2 separate regions of the Mus musculus genome follow, and region 1 is linked to region 2. The links are chromatin loops, found by intact Hi-C in ENCODE. Cell type or tissue: gastrocnemius. All regions are shown on one strand. Each heading gives the region's core, and the rest is flanking DNA. Links, peaks and the distances in the headings are about the cores only. Region 1 has its middle 25 kb from the start of Zbtb16. Region 2 overlaps Zbtb16 (zinc finger and BTB domain containing 16).

Region 1 (8,328 bases), core at 23-8,022, 210 kb before region 2:
AAAGATATATCCGAGAAAAGATAGATCAGGGGTGAAGGTGGGGGTGGGGGAGATGCATCTCAAATCGCCTTCTCAGGAAAGCCACCCAGAGAGGGCAAAGCATTGTTCTCCTCTCATCCTCAGATGTGGGGGTGAGAGACGGCGTTTGTCTTAGAGCTGCTGAAAATGAACACACAGGACCAGTTCTTCAGGAGCAGCAGGTCCTGGTGCCCCACCCCGTGAGCTGCTTCTGCTATGGTTTGAACATGAACTGTTTTCTACAGGCTCCTGCACTTAAGCATCTGGTCTCACTGTTTGGAGACGGAGTGAGTCGTTGGGGGTCGGGGTGGCGCTTGAGGATTATTACATTAGCCCACTGCCAGCCCAAGCTTCTGATCCCTGACATTGGACACAGCGTAACCAGCCTCCTCCTGCTTGTACCCGTGTATGCCTTTCCTCTCATGATAAAACACACCCCAAGCAGGGATCCCAAAAAAAACCTTTTCCCCTTTAAATTGCTTCTTGTCCTGTGTTTTGCCACAACAACAACCATTGACTAATGCAGTTTCCGACACTGCCCAGCCTTCCCCTGAAGTGGAAAGCCTGCCTAGACAGAACCCCCACACAGGTTCCAGAAAGTACTTTGTGATTTTTCTTTTCTCAAATGACCTCGGGCTGGCGAGATGGCTCAGTGGTTAAGAGCGCTGACTGCTCTTCCGAAGGTCCCGAGTTCAAATCCCAGCAACCACATGGTGGCTCACAACCATCCTTAATGAGATCTGACTCCCTCTTCTGGAGTGTCTGAAGACAACTACAGTGTACTTACATATAATAAATGAATAAATCTTAAAAAAAAGACCTCTCTGGCCTGGCTGGGAAAACTCTCATTGGAAAGCAAGCTAGCGCAATGGTCAGAGCTCTGCTGTAACCCCTGAGTTGGATAGCTTGTCTCTGGCTGGGTGCTTCCATCTGCAATGTGAGGTTAATGATGATGACACCCATTGCCATAGAGTTCCAAAGATGAAATGAATTAGACTCTCTAGGGACCTGGGACAGAAGTCAACACAAAGCAAGTGCTGAACAGGGAAGAGCTGTGGTGACCAGGGAGAGCTGTGGTGGCCAACTTCTACTGGGCCGCCTCTTTCTTAGCCCTGAAGTTTCTTTCCATCTCTATTATTGAGATTTAGAAAGCCATGTGAGACCCATGTGCTAAGAGCTTGGTCCCTAGCCGTTAATGCTATTGCAACGTGCTGCCATTTTTAAGACTTTAAGATGTAGGACCCAGTGGAAGGAAGCTGGGTCATTTGGCTGTCCTTGTAAGGGACATTGAGATCCTGGCTGCATCCACTCTTTTGCTTGCAGGTTGCCATGATCCACTTACTCTGCCATGTGCTTCCGTTGTGGTGTGCTCTCTCACAACGGGCTCGGAAACACTAGGCCATCGACCATCACCTACAAAGCTGAGCTGAAGCAGACCTCTCTTCTTTTCGAGTTGAACATATCAGGTGTTTGTTGCTACAGTGAAAAGCTGACCAGCACAGTCCCTTTGGGGGCATTTAGAAGGATGGACTGATCCCAGCTCCCCAGATACACCATCCCATCCCAAGTCTGGTCCTGATGCTGGGCAACATGAGCAGGTTAGTGTCAGGTGGTATCCATTCCATTCCTGTGCCGTTTCCTCCATGTGACATGTAGCCTCTGAGCTCCCAAACTGCAGCGTGTTCCCCTGAATGTACTACCTCACCCAAATCTGTGGTGACACAGAGTGACAGAGACCTGCTGCGAATCAGCGTCAAAACATCAAACTGATGACACCTTGGAGATCATCAGAGGAGGTGTCTTGGCCATAGTCAAACATCTATTAAAAAGGTAGAAGGGAGTCCCTAGTCAGATCCCTACCCAACCCCACCCCACCCCGCACTGAGTAGAGTCAGGGGTGGAAACAGTGCTGTGGAGAGAAACTCGGTTGAATCTGGTAAATGCCAATCAAAGCAAAGCTCAGAAAGGCTCAGGTCCCACTGTTGGAACAGAGCTGACCCAGGCTCTTTAGAAAGAAGAGCCAGTTTAGACAAAGGAGAGCCTGTCCCTGAGCTGGGACTGGTTACACAGGCCTGGGCAGGCTGAGGAAGGAGGATGGAGAGTTCAAGACTGGTCTGAATTACAGAAGGAATTCCCGCTAGCCTGGCAATGTAGTGAAACCCTGTTTCAAAACAATACAAGCTAATTTTAAAAATGTTTTTAACATAGTCCTTTTTAGGAGCCTGTGTCATGGAGTGAGGTATGGGGACGGACTGCCCTGGATCAGGCCAGGGGCTCCTCAGAACCCCTTCCTTCCATCCTTGCTGCCGGCCTCCCTTCCTGCCCCTTTCCTCTCATAATTCCAGGTGGCTACCGTGTTTCTTCTGTTTTTCCAAAGCTGAAGGATTATAGGCATACCTGGCTTGGCCTGCTTTATTTTCATTGGTCAGTAACCTTAATTTTTTTAAAAATGGTTTCATATGTGTGAATCACCTGCATGCTATGTCTGTGTACCACCTGTGTGCAGTGCTGTGGAGGACAGAGAAAGATGTCATACCCCTGCAACTGGAGTTATCATGGGGTGAGCCACATGGGTTCTCTTAGAAGAGCAACAAGTGCTCTTAACACCGAGGTATCTCTCTCTCTGCTAGTCTAGGCTTTTTTCCTCCTTTGTTTCTTCCTTCCTTTCCTCCTTTTTTTCTTTTTGAGACAGTGTCAGTGTCTTAGTACATAGCCCAGGCTGGCCTAAAATTCACAACAATCTGCCTGCCTCTGCTTCCTGAGTGCTAGGACTAAAGGTGTGCGCCATCATGTCCATCTGACTAGGTGTGTGCCATCATGTCCATCTGACTAGGCTATTTTTTGGCTTAGGGTTTTGTTGCACGTGTGCATGTGTATGTGCACGCGCCCTTGTTTTTGCAGGGCCATGCAGAATCCAGAGAACATCAGGTGTTCCTTTCCACCACTTTCTGACTTGTCCCCTTGGGATGGCATCTCTTACTGAACCTGGATGTTCACTGAGGCTTTTCTGCAAGGCTGGCAGCTCAGTAAGCCCCAGCAATCCTGTCGTCATAACGACCCAATGTGTGGTTACAGGTGTGCACGGCTGTGCTGGCCTTTTCGCTTGGGTGCTGAGGATCTGAACTTGGGTCCTCATGGTCACTCAGCAAGTGTTCTTTCCTACAGAGCCAGCTCCACAAGCTCTGTTCTGAGTTTCTAAAGGAACCTCCGTGCTGGTTTCCATAGTCCCTGCTCCAGTTTACCCCGCATCTGTGGTGTTTCCGGCTTTCTCTTCTCACATCCTCTCCAGCATTTGCTGCCATTTCATTCCTTCATGACTCAGCAAAGATTACTAAACGATGCACATAAAAAGCTCAAAACATCATCCCGCGGCATGCTACCTCTAACATCGTTAATGGCTATCTAGGATGAGCCAGCCCCTGTCATCCATTATAGACGCATGCTTCCTATACATTATCTCACTTGGCTTTCACAACAGCCCATAAGGCAGACGTTCCCTTCTCTTTGAGAGAGAAGGAGAGAGGAGATGAGTTAGTTAACGCGGAGCCCATGTGTTCACTGTGACATGCAGTATATGGTCATCTGGTCTCTGGAAGGACAGACTCCGATGCTCCATTTCCTAGAACCTCTAAGTGTGCTGAAGTACTATGCCAGATGGTTCCATCCTGAGAGTCCCTGCCCCTAAATGTCACCCTAGCCTGGCACTACAGGATATTTGGGAAGAAGAGAGCCAAACTACGGAGCCATGGGGCCGTTGCCCTCCAGGATGGCAGGAGGGAGGGCAGCTTGGAAAGAGAGAAGCAATCAGGAGGGTGTATACCCAAAGCTGTGACCCCGCGGAAAAGAAGCCCGGGATCAGGAGATTGGTTCCAGGAACATTACATAGAGACCAGAGAGAAGTGGGTGATTTTAATCCCACGCAGCTGCTGGAAATTAATTTAATTGTCCTGGTGCTGGCTCTTCTCTCTTCCAACCCATTTCATCCAGAGCCTGATGGAGTGGTGCTGCGGCTGACAGGCAGCTCGGAGTGCCATGTAGTCTTGGGTCTGCCGCTCCACACCAGACTTCGTCCCTGTGGCTGCTGCCAGGGAAGATGGGGAAAGATGCCATGGGGCATGAGTGCATGTGTGTGCGCCTGTGTGTGTGCGCGCACACACACACACACACACACACACACACACACGCACACACACACACACACTCAAGCATGAGGCCAGCCATCAACCTCGGTCGGGGGCTGTCTTCTTCTGGAGAGGCCCACCATGTTTGTTTGTTTTTGAGTCAGAGTTTCTCATTGGTCAGGAAGTCACTAAACTAGGCTGGCTAGCCAGTGAGATCAAGGGTCCCCCCACCCCCACACCCCACCCTCCACTTTGTGGTAGCAAACCTTTGTAACCATGATTTTTGAGTTGTGTAGATCTGGGTTCTGGGCCTTGAGCTTGGATCATCATGCTTGCACAACAAGCATTTTACTGAACAAGCAACACCGCTGGCTCTTCTCCTCCCTCCCCCCACCCCCAATCCAGACTTTTCTCTTGAGATGGGACCAGGGTGAAAGACTGAGAAGAACTTCACAAAGGCAAAGAGTATCAACCATGTAACAAGGGAAGACAACGGCAAACCACCTTTTCTAGTGTTTGTTTTATATTATATTTTGAAACAAGATCTCACTGCCTGGAAGGCACGAACTCTGGTGTTCAGACATTCCCCTCAGGGACACACTAATTCAAGGCCACGTGGCTGTATGCAGGTGGTGACGTTGCAACTCACCTCCGGGAGGTTTTGACCTAACTCCGAATAAAACACCTGGATTGTGGCAGTTTTCAAGACTCCCAGGTAATTCTGAAGTGCTCACCAAAACTGAGAACCACGGAGGAAGGGGAACCTGCTTGACCACCTGTTGTCCTGTTCACTTCTACCTTCTGGCCACTAGAGGTCGCCAGGGCCTGGCAGAAGGGGTAGCAGGTGGCCTTGCAGAAAATTACTGACTCCCTAGAGCTAACCAGACAGCTCCTGAGTCTGGCCTCCAGCAGGAGCAGGTCAGGCTCCTCTTTGGCCGGAGGGGAGCTGGGGGCACCGCAAGGGGGCGAATGTGGCCTAGTAGACAGGATTAAAGCCTCTGAGATAGAGAAAATAAAAGCTTTCCCAATTAATACCTCATGGTCCTGACCTCCTCTCTGCACCACACCAGGTTTCTGAGACCAGGTTGTTCCGGGGACTCTGCACAGGTTAGTCAACAGGGCAATGAGTCTGCATGTAGAGGCACCCAGAGGGAGCCCAGTAAACAGAGAGGAGGGTACCCGTAGGAAAAGACAGCGTTTGCACTTCAAAGGCTGTTTATTTTGACTCACTGCTGTTTTGTTGGAGGAGAGCAGCACAGAAACTTCCTCTGCCCTGGACTCAGAGGTGACACCCCGGATCTCACTGAATCCAGACTCAGATGGGCTGGGAGAACAGGCCGGAAGCAGAGTCTTCCTTCACCAGATATCCAGAGCAGGGAGAAAAGAGGCCTCCACATCTGCCGGCTTAGGAGAGAGGATGGAAAATGTTTGACCTCAGAATTCAGACCTGGGAAGGCCCCTGCTCACTCCTGGCCCCTCTTCTGCAGCATCGTTTCTCGAGGGCCTGACTGGCCTTTGCATATACATGCACTGGCTGGTGCCTTTCTGTGTAGCCCACGGGGCCCTAAACCTCAAGGCTGCTTCATTGTAGACTAGGTTACTGGGCAGAAAACATTTGATCAAACAAAAATATTTGATGTTGTCAATCTCATTACAGCTCTAGCTCGCATGATATTTAAAATGAACCCAAAAAAGAATTTTCTAGGCCTTTCACTATCTAGTCCTCCCACATCCTATCCTTATTCTGAAAGATTTGGGGGAAATTTGAGTCCCTTTCTTTTTATCACAAAACAGTAGCAATCTATAAAGTGTGTGTGTGTGTGTGTGTGTGTGTGTGTGTGTGTGTTGGTGAGAGGGATCACGAAGGAATGTATCCACCTGCTGTTGGCTTCCCTGTAAAACAGAGATAGTATTTTTGGCCCTGCCAAACTCCCAAAGCAGATGTGAGGCAGATGTGGGATCAGAGTGGGGCTCTTCAGGTCCTCTTGTTTTTGTTTGTTTCCAGTGCTGAGGATTGAGTCCAAGACCTCATACTTGCCAAGCAAGCACTCTTCCACTGAGTCTCAGCCCTTGTTTCTTGAGTGGCGTTGTACTGTGTGTGTCTCTGTGTGTGTGTGTGTGTGTGTGTGTGTGTGTGTGTGTGTGTGTTTAAATGGCATCAGGAGGGGCTGGAGAGATAACGCAGCAGTTAAGAGCACTGATTGTTCTTCCAAAGGTCCTGAGTTCAATTCCCAGCAACCACATGGTAGCTCGCTACTATCTGTAATGGGATCCGATGTCCTCTCCTGGTGTGTCTGAAGACAGGGACAGTAAAAGCAAATAAATCTAAAATAATGAAAATAAATAAATAAAAATAAAAAAGACTTAGGCATCCCTAAGTTTGTGTTTTGTTTTGTTTTTAAAGTGGCACGGGGAATCAAGCCTAAGGTTTTCCACGTTAGGCGAGAATTATGCCGCCAGTCTATGGCCTCTGCGCCTGCCCATAGTTTTTTGTTTTGTTTTGGTAGGTTGTTTGGTAGGTTGTTTTTAGTGTTTTGTTTTGTTTTTGAGGCAGAATCTGCCCTGCCTAGCCTTGAGTTCATGATCTGCCCGCTTTGGTCTCCTAAAAGCTGAGATTCTAGACCTCCTGGATTCTGAGCCTTCTGCTGGGGGTGCTAAGCCCACCCAGGAAAGCTCTACCCTTCCAATACTCCCCAAGGCCCCCATCCCTCTAATACCTAGTCAGTCACACTGGTGAGTAGGCTTCAGCCTCATGCACTGTGGACACAAACATTTGTTTTATAGCAAATGCCCGCTTTACCGTATACCCAGTAGTTGGTCAATCTTTCAGCATCTGCCACACAGGTCCAAGGCTCTGGGTGAGATTCCTAACACCGTATAAAACAGCTGTGGTGGAGTAAGCTCCTGATCCCAGTACTGGGGAGATAGAGGCAGGAGAACCAGAAATTTAAGGTCATCCTCAGCTACATAGAAAGTTCAATACCAGCGTGGGCTGCAGGCAACCCCATAGGAGGGAGAAGGGGGTGGGGGGTGAGGGAGAAGGGAAATGGTAGGGGGAGAGGGTAGGGGGAGGAAGGAAGGAAAAGTCAGAGAATAGTTACTCTGTCGTTGGTGAAGCTGCTCCTGAACCAACACACACATAAACTTTCCTTCCAGGAACGAAGACTAGAACTCCCAGGGGACACCAGACCCAAATGTCAGCCTGACTTTGACTTCACTGTCAAGATCACAGAAGGAAAGCAGAAAAGTCAAATGCAAGCGAGGAAGGAAAATAAATGGCTGGCAACTTAGACAAAAAGCAACGTGGCACAGTGCCACCCCAAAGACTACCTAATGTGTAACACCTGCAAGCCAGTTACAACACCCTGTCCCTGGGGGCTTGGCCAGGATGCCAAGAGTGGAGAACTGAGTCCTGCGCCTCAGGCAGCCGGGGAAGCCCGGGGCACTTGAAGACTTGGTTTCATCTCATGAACCCTAGCTAGGACTCACATTGTCACAGGACAATATAAAGTGGCGAGTCCAAAGGCTGAGTCACACTTTGCTGGATTATAAGGTCAACACTGCAGGCCATTGCTGGAGACCAACCCCACCCCTTCATGTGCAGGGAAAGTGGAGAACAGCCCTAAAAGGCCCTAGTTAATGACTTGTTAGGATTGTAGCCCTGTGTCTAACATTGCTATCTAGACCTGACTACTCCATTGGACTTTAATGGTGGCTGGGAATTGTCTAAGGTTTGCTCCAATTTTCGAGACCAGTTATGAAAAGGAAGGGGTAGAGAGCTGTGGTGTCTTGAATGGGAAATGTCCCCCATAGGCCTGGATATTTGAACTCTTGGTTTCAGAGGTTAAGGAAATGTTAGACAGGGAGCGCCTCACCTGGGACGGGCTTTGAGCACTTAGAGCAGTGGTTCTCAACCTTCCTGGTACTGTGACCCTGTAACACAGTTCCCTATGTTGTGGTGAGCCCTAACCATAAAATTATTTCTTTGCTACTTCATAGCTGTAACTTTGCTATTGTTATGAATCATAATGTATTATCTGATGTGCAGGATCCGTGATATGCGACCCCTGTGAAAGGGTTGTTTGTCTCCCAAAAGGATCATAACCCATAACCCACAGGTTGAGAATGCTGACTTAGGATCTTCCACACTCCCTGTTCTTTCTTTTTGTTCCCTGTATACAGTTGAAAA
Region 2 (8,328 bases), core at 231-8,230:
TATATAGGATAGACAAATATATATATATTATATATATAGAAAGAGATATAGCAAGAGAGATATAAGATAGAGAAATGTCATTGCTGCTTGGTTGCTTTACATGAAGAAGAGGAAGGCAGGTCTGGGGTACAAGGGGTGGGTTAGAAGGCTGGGTGAGCCCAGTGATTCAGTACAATCCAGGGATACCACACGGGCTTGTGTAAATCTTCGTGCCTGAACAGTTTTTCCATGTTGAGAAAAAAAAAAAAAAGAAAACTGCTGCAGATTTTTAGGGATGTATGGTATTGCTGCCAGGTACCGTGGGGGCAGCCGGGATGGGAGGACCAGTGTCCCTTAGAGGAGACAGGAAGCACTTTTGGTCTTGGGGCATGGTGGGGGAAGTGGAGCGGGTAGTAGACTTTTTGGCCATTCCCCTAGCCAGCCAGACTAGGGTGGACACTGGGGAATGTGAGACAGATACACAAAGAGCTGGGGGGCTGCGGTTCTGTTGATTTATCTCCCCCACCCCCCACTTGCTATCTTCTCCCCCCCTTCTATACAGCCTTGCCCTCTCCTGAATCTTCTGACCCGGCTATGGTGGCCGCACTTACCTGGAGGTTCCTGGAGGAGGACAAACAGCAGAACTAACAATGGGTGGAGGAGGATAAAAAAGAGATGCCCAAGAGAAGGGTTGGGGACAAACAGAATAGATGGAGTCAGGGGAAAGAGTGAGGAGAAGGGAGAGAAAGCCCCAGCAAGCCTGCCCACCAGCAGCTCTGAGTCCTCGGCTCCTGGGTGGCCCACTTTGCAGACAGGGTCCCTCCTCCCCGAGTGTATCATAGTACTTGTTCACATAGTGTTATGCATGAATCCTCGTAAGGTGAAGAACCGTCATGATGCACCATGCCATCGCCCTATATATAAAGATAAATATATATATATGTATGTATGTATGTAAGTTATAGCACTGAGGGCCCTCTGGCCCTGTTGGACCAAGCAAAACTAAGCCTTTTGGTTTGGGTGTCATGTTTCCTTGTTTTTTTGTTTTTTTTTTGTTTTTGTTTTGTTTTGTTTTGTTTTTTGTTTTCTTGTTTTTTTTTCTTTTTTTTTCTTGTCTGATGTGAGAGCACAGGTGCCAGTCTAGTTGCTTCGTTATCACAGAATAGTGTTTTTAATTCATCAATGTTCTAGTTAATGTCTACCTCAGCACCTCCTCTTAGCCTAATTCTAGGAGGTTGCCCAATTTTGTTTCTTCAATTTTATTGGTTCTTTTGGTTGTTGTACAAATCACTCTCCCCACCCTTGGCCCCTCCCCCTTTCTCCTCTCCTGTCTCTCCCCCCACCCACCCTCTCCTCCCCTCAGGTCCGACTCCCTCCCTCCAGTTAGCCCCATCTCACCACTCCCCTTGCCTTCACTTGCCTCCAGTCCAGACTGCTTTCTGTCCACTTGGAAGTGCGCTCCCCGTTGCAGCCGCTTACCTACCCACACCTGCCTTCCTTCTGTGTAGATTGATGCATTTCTTGTTAACTTCAGTGTTTCTGACAAGACTTTAAAAAAAAAAAAAAGGAAAAAAAGTGAATTTACTGCTGCAGGTTTTTTTCTCCATGTGTCACCAAGTGAAGTTTGTGCCTTCTATAGCAAAGAGAATATTTTTTACATCCTACTAACAGTAGATTTTTTTGTAGTGAACATTTTTTGTATTTTTATTTATAAGTCTCATAAGAAAAATAGCGATGTTCAGTTGTATACCTTGAATCTGCAGTTAGAAGAGAATAAAGTTAACTCAGTTGTCTCTGGCTCCAAGTGTCCTTTTTAAAAAATGTGCCTCGACCTCTTTCTTTCCTGTCTTGGGTGGGAACACACTGGAGGAACTGGGATTTCTGCCTGGAGATGAAGGCAGAGAAATGTTAATGTGTTAGTATAAGCCCTGATTGTTTTGCATTCTTAGTGATTTGGTGACCGGTGTGTGTGCACAGATGCACAGGTACACACACGAACATCTGCCATGGTGCATGTACGGCGGGGTGGGGGTGGGGGGGTGAGGGTGGGAGGTCAGAGTACAGCTTCTCGAAGTCTCATTCCACTGTGTGGGTTCTGAGGATCTACTCCAACCTTCCATGGCACGTTCCTTTGCCACTGAGCCATCTCAGCCCCACATTCAGCCTTTTTTTTTTTTTTGCATGACATTTTAATGCTACATTTACAAGTCACAAACCCAAGGATTGAACTCAGGTCATTAGGCCTGGCAGCAAGGGTCTTGGCCCACTGAGCCATTTTACTAGCTCCCATTCTTGCTTTTAAAATATTTCGGTTACATTTTATTTAGTGTGTGTGTGAGCGTGTGAGTATGTGTGCACACGCTCACACACACACCAAGCACATGTATAGAGGTTAGAAGACTAAAAGGTTGAGGAGGAGTTCTGTGTATGAATGGTTTTCCTGCACATATGTATGTGCACCCTATGTGTTCCTGCTGCCTGCCCTCTGAGGTGAGAAGAAGTTTTCAGATGCTCTGGAACCAAGGTCAGAAATGGTTGTGAGCCATCAGGCTGGGAATCGAGCCTGGGACCTCAGCAAGAGCAAGAAGTACTCTGAGCCATCTCTCCATCCCAGAATACAAAGGGAGTCCATTCTCTCTGTTTACCTTTGAGTCCTGAGAACCCAAGTCTGGCTGTCAGGCTTGGCAGCAGGTACCATTTCTCACTGAGCCATCTCATCAACCCAACACCCTTGCTTTGGGGTGTGGGTTGAGAAGCAGTGTTAAATGTATGAATGTCGTTTGACCTTGGAACAATGCACTAAGTGACAGTTTCATTCAGAAAAACTCTTGGCTTGAGTGATAGTTTCTGCACTGGGAATTCAGGAAGCAGCACTCCCGAAGCTGCCACGTTTTTTTCAAAGTGTGTGGTGACCACTCAGTCTCATGCAGTCAGTATGCGGGGGTCTAACCCTGACCAGATCAGATGCCAAAGGATGCCTGCTTTTCCCAGGCTTGAGGTACGATAGCCCTCTGTCTTCTTCACGGGGAAGCAAGCTTCGGAGTTGTCTCAACACAGAGCTTTCACCAGAAGGTTCTGTGGCAGTCATGACCTGTTGCATAGCTAGAGGTTTTCACTCAGTGGTATAGCACCTGCCTGACCTACAACGCCTGAGGCTCCATCTGGTCCCCGGCTGCAGGGGAGAGCACCACCTGGCTCATCTTCAGCACTAACTGCAGCTCTGCTCAGGCCCTGGATGCACAGCCTGATAACATCTCTGCCTTTCTTCTCCAGCGTCATGTCTTCCCACTAGACCCAAGTCACGGCCTCCATAGTGGGTCACTAACAGCGCTAAAACAGTGTAGCCTGAGTTCCTGCACTTCCACTGACACACGTGTGTGTGCATGCGTGTGTGTGTGTGTGTGTGTGTGTGTGTGTGTGTGTGTGTGTGTGTGTGTGTTTCCAGTTTTTATTCTCCAGGTCCTGGGTCTGTTGGCCTTCGGGTTGTTGAGCTGAGAGACTCTGAAGTCACACTAACCCTAACAACCCTCCCAGGAAGAGGCCCAGCCCATGGCAGGAAGCCTTCCATTCTTCCGAGCCCTAGGTCCTCTGTTGGTCCTCCTTTCCCGTCTCTTTCTCCTCATCTTGCACCCAGGTTTGCATCTCTCTTTGTCACTCCTCCGTTTTCTCCCCCATTACTCACTCTCATTTCTGGGATATTTCTTTTGCCCTGTACCTCACTACCACGTCACGTGTCCCTGCTTCTTAAAAACAAAAACAAAAACAAAAACAGTCCTTGGCCAAAGATGTATACGTTTTGATTGGGATCTGCTCCCCTCAAGCCTTGCCCCTCAAGCCAGCCCCCGCCCCGCCCTCTCTGCACTCCGTCCCTCCCCCTCTGCACCCCACCCCTTCCTCAGGCCTCAGCTTTCTCTTGACAGATGGGAGGGCAGTGGGCACTCCCTCTTTAAAACAACATTTAATCGCCGTTTTCTGTTCTTGGACATCAAAGCTGGGGCTTAGGCACTGCACTGGGGTCCCGGCGGCGCGGGCTCTTGGGGAGAGGAGGTGAGTGAATAGGAGCTGGCTGAATGGGCTTTGTGTGACCGCCGGGGTCTGCCTGCTTTACATGCTCTTTGACCCAGATATGATCTCATGGAGAGAAAGGGGCCCCGGCCAGGCCAGCCTGAGAACGCTCCTCCGAGGCCTGCTGCAGCCCCTCCTCCCTCCCTGGGCAGCGGGCCGCAGCTGCCCTCTGCCCCAGCCCGCAGCATGGGGAACTGCCTCTAGGGCAGGCCCCGCCAGGGGTGGGGGTGGGGCGGGGCACGAGGCTGAGGTCAGAAGAGGGGACAGGCAGCTGGACTGGAAAGATAGAGTCCAGGTTGGGTGGATGGGGATCATCCCACTTGTGCTCTTGGCTTGGTTGGCTGGGAGCCTCCTCTACTCACTACTTCCCTGCGGTCCCTTCCTGTCCAGTGCTCTCTGTCACTACTGCCGAGGTTCTGGTACACCCTTGATTGGCTCTCTTTTTAGTGGCTCTGGATGTCACTCAGGGAGCAGAGTTGAAGCCCAGAATTAACAGAAGTCTGCACAAGACCCACAAGAGTGTAGCTGATCAAACAAAGAAGAGTGAATCTAAGGACTGCTCCATCCTGCCAGCACCTCCTCTCCCTCCACCCACAGCCACAGTGCCTTCCGCCTAGCTGCCAGCAGAGTCCCTCTCGCCCCAGCATCCATCCATCCTTTACTCTTCCATCCTGCAGAGAATATATCCCCCCACCGCTCCCCCTCTACAGACAACTTATCACGTTTTTGAAAACTCCTTAATCACTCCTAGGATAGGTCCAAACTCCCCATGGGACCTCAATGGTAGTCCCTGCTTGACACCCCAATCTGTTCTTTAGATCCACCCCTACCTTGCTAGAGTCAATTTGATCACCAGGATGGTTTTAGAGACTTAGGGTCCTGTGCTCTGCGGCCTGTGTCACCCTGTTTCACCAGCTGAACAGAGCACAACGCAAGCTTCCTGGTCCTCTCAGCTTTCCCCGGGGTCTTGCTTCATCTCAAATGCTACCTTTCTCAGGAGACCTTCCCTAGATGCCTGAGACTGTATCGGGTGCCCTGCTATGCAGACCCTGCAACCCGCCATTTGTCACAGTGCATTACTGTCATCTAAGCTCTCCGGTGTTCCCTTCACCAGACATCGAGTTCCTTGAGGTTAGGAACCGTGTGTTCTATATCTTGGTGTTCCTAGAGCCTAACATTGCACTTGGCAGGTGCCCAATAAATCTTTGCTGAATACATGGAAGGAAAATAGAGGGAAGAAGAGAGGCAATTCGCTCACTGAAACTGAGGATGCAGTCGCCAAGGGTGAGGAAATGGAGCTAAATAGGAAGACGCCCCTCACATGCCCACCTAGGCATCTCCCCATGACATCAAGAACTGGTATCCATGCTGCAGGTAGAGTAGCTCAGTGTGGGCTCTTGCGCCTGTATTTGTTCCTAAGGTCACCTTAAAGGAAGAAGGCGTGACAGGCTCAGGACAGTGGCATTTTATAGCTGGGGACTACCTGGCTTGGTCCAGTCTAGGGTGAGCTGTTTCCACACAGACCGGAAGGCTTTGCCCCACCGGGAGGCCCTAGCTCTCTCTGTGCTCCCAGACCCAGAGCTACAGCTCTTTGGCCACTCCTTACCCGGAGTGCTGGCGGACTGACTCCCCTAGGCTGCTTTCTTTGCACCCCAGGGGTGCCTCAGTGAAAGTGAACTCTCTCATTTAAACCTGACTCTGCAGCCCTGCGGCCCCCTGCAGAGCTAATTACCCTGTAGTTCCAAACTGATTGCTGTACACTCAGCTTAAGCCCTCCTTTATTTATTTACTGACTACATTAATAGCAAAGCCCAGTGGCTTTCAGCTGCTCCTTGTTACACACCTCTGGCTGTTCTCTGTTGCCCAGCTTCTCTCAGCCTGACATAGAGCCCCCCGAACTTACCACCCTAACTGAATTCCCTGGACAAGATAATAGCGAGAGAACACGGTTTTGTCCACACCGTAGTCCTGCCACGCTGGGCTCCTTCTGTCTGACTCTTGGGCAGTGGGAGAGACAACAGCCAGAGCTCACCAGCTGGAGGGGTGAGTGGAGGGAAGGTGGGACGCCTTTCATCTACAGGACATGAAATGAATCTGCTTCCGTTCAGCACCACAGCTCTTGTGGAGAAGTACTGGCTATTGGCTCCTCTTTACAGGGGAGTAAACAGAGGCTGTGACACACACACACACACACACACACACACACACACACACACACACACACACACACACGGTCCTGTTAAGGGAAGAGCCTCCTCTCCATCCTGTCATCCAGGGTTGACAGTTTTGTTCTGTCGCCTGTTCTCACAGCACCCGCCCCTTGTCACCAGGAAGGAATCCCTCCATGTACTGAGTCAAATCCCACAATTCCTCAGGGTTGTCTGTCCTACTCATGTACTTGGCCAGAATTTGCTGGAAACCAGGGAACATTCCAGGGGTGCATTCCAGGGTGGGCCTGGGTCAGGTCTCATTACCCTGGTGAGGAAGCCCTGCAAGGACACTCAGCTACCTATGACAAGGTACCTCGCCTCCTTCCCATTCTGTGGTCCAGGAGGTTCACGGCTGCCACAGCCACCGACAGTTTCTCTGGTGCCCTCGAGTCCTTGAGTTTACACTGGGTTCTAGCCATGAGATTCGGCAGCATTCTGAAGACCGGAAGGGCCTCAAAAGGACCTCTGGAGTCAAGCATTCAGCCTCCACTTTGATTCAGATTCAGCTCAGTGGCTGTCCCATTGCCACACCTCTGAAGAGAAGGGACAGTTGGAATTTAGCAAGAAGAACCTCAATTCATAGTCAAAAGGACGCTGTGTTTTGGGCCAGCTCTGCCATACTCTGTTTGGCTTTGATTTTGTATTAAGGTTCTCCAAGGTCTTCTCTTCTCAACTGTGAGACGGAACAGCAATTTTTAGCCCATCTACCCTCAGGCACTTATGTCAGCTGGGTAAGACCCTTAGAAATCAACTTTGTAAAGACACCTATGACAATGTAAGCTATAAGGGGATGTGGCAGGCACAGGATGGCCTGGAAGGGGAGGTAGAGGCCTAGGTGTCTGTCTCTTCCTAGTCCAGAAGCCCCTTTGCGTGGCCTGAAATGAGCAGAATGCCTACTTGACAGCATAAGTAGGACTCTGTCTCCACCTAGTGGCTAGTGCTTGAAGGTGCGTATACTGCTCAGGCATCTGGAAAGTGACGGGTATAACTGTCTTGGTTGAGTGAGGATGGGTAAGCAGAGACTATGATTCACATGATACCAGGGGAGAAACACAACCTGATTATGGGAGGTCAAAAGGATCTTTCCGGGAGTCCTCCTGAGCCACTGCATCTTCACTCTTTACTTTTTCTCCCGTTGCACGCTTGGCGATTTAGATCCCAGTCTTCCCAACCCTCAAACGCTAATTCATATTTAACCCTCACCTCACCCGGAGGGATCAGCAGACCCAGATGGACTTCAAATCCTTAAAGCTTCTTTACCAAGGAAGGCCCAAACAGGCCATTGGAACTGAACACCACCTCCAGGCTGGTTTTAAGAAATGACAGGAGACTGTGTATGGGGACAGTGGGGCAACCTATGTCCCTGTGTTCCAGAAGCTTCAGAAAAATTAGAAATGAAATGCTGTGGCTGCTGCCCTGACACAGGACTGTCCCTCCAGGGCAATGTAAAAGCCTAACACTGTACACTCCTCCTCCCCTTGCCCATCTCTAGCTGGATTGGCCTCTGTTCTCGAGACTGTGGCTCTTCCTCACTCGGATACCTGAGTCCCCACCCATGGGCCATTGAGTGTCTTTCCCCTTGTCCCTTGGTACCTCTGGCCACCTCGGACAGTTGCATTAGAATGGGTTAGAAGATATCTCTCACCATATTTCTAGCTATGACTCTGGTTAGCTCTACATAGCCTCAGAGAAAATCCCTGGCTCCATACCACCTGTTAGTTCTCCTCCCACCCACTTCTTTTAAAGCAGCATTTGGTTTTTTAACTGATATCTATTGGGGTGGAGGTGGAAGGTCTTCAGGATAAAGTAAGCTTCTAGTGACCCCAGGTGGACAGAAGAAGGAAATGCACACGTGGTGTCAGGCAGATGAGAAGTCACAGTGACAGAGGGAGGGCACAGGGACCTCCCGTGTCTGACCTGAGAGACACCGACCCAGCTCCCAGAAATCTCTTAACGACTAACCTCCGCTCTCTGCCCCACCAGAGCTTGATCTTCCCGTTAATTCTCCACAGAGCAGCTGAGATCAGGCTAGGCCGTCTAAATTAGATTTCTCTGATCTCAAAGAAAATTAAAA

The links. A loop is a pair of places that touch in the nucleus more often than their neighbours do. Peaks named below come from ENCODE experiments on the same cell type or tissue, not always from the same donor. Only the 100,000 strongest peaks of a DNase experiment are listed, where the experiment ranks them.
Region 1: a loop joins it to region 2, with 6 times the contacts of the local background. A loop is called at or near these places in 36 of 42 quality-filtered maps.

What each region holds. Positions count from the first base shown.
Region 1 is chr9:48,857,302-48,865,629 of GRCm38, reverse strand. No RefSeq gene overlaps it. Among named protein-coding and RNA genes, the nearest start is that of Zbtb16, 25 kb to the right of the region's middle. In gastrocnemius, for the core only: a CTCF peak has its summit at 4,942 (motif pointing right); DNase peaks (open chromatin) are centred at 4,984 and 7,481; H3K4me3 peaks cover 217 bases; H3K27ac peaks cover 714 bases.
Region 2 is chr9:48,645,246-48,653,573 of GRCm38, reverse strand. Zbtb16 (zinc finger and BTB domain containing 16) reads left to right here. Exons shown (of 7, transcript NM_001364543.1): 7 at 1-1,777. Among named protein-coding and RNA genes, the nearest start is that of Gm32280, 21 kb to the left of the region's middle. In gastrocnemius, for the core only: CTCF peaks have their summits at 7,183 (motif pointing left) and 8,085 (motif pointing left); DNase peaks (open chromatin) are centred at 4,173, 5,694, 7,175, 8,104 and 1 more place; H3K4me3 peaks cover 3,475 bases; H3K27ac peaks cover 5,417 bases.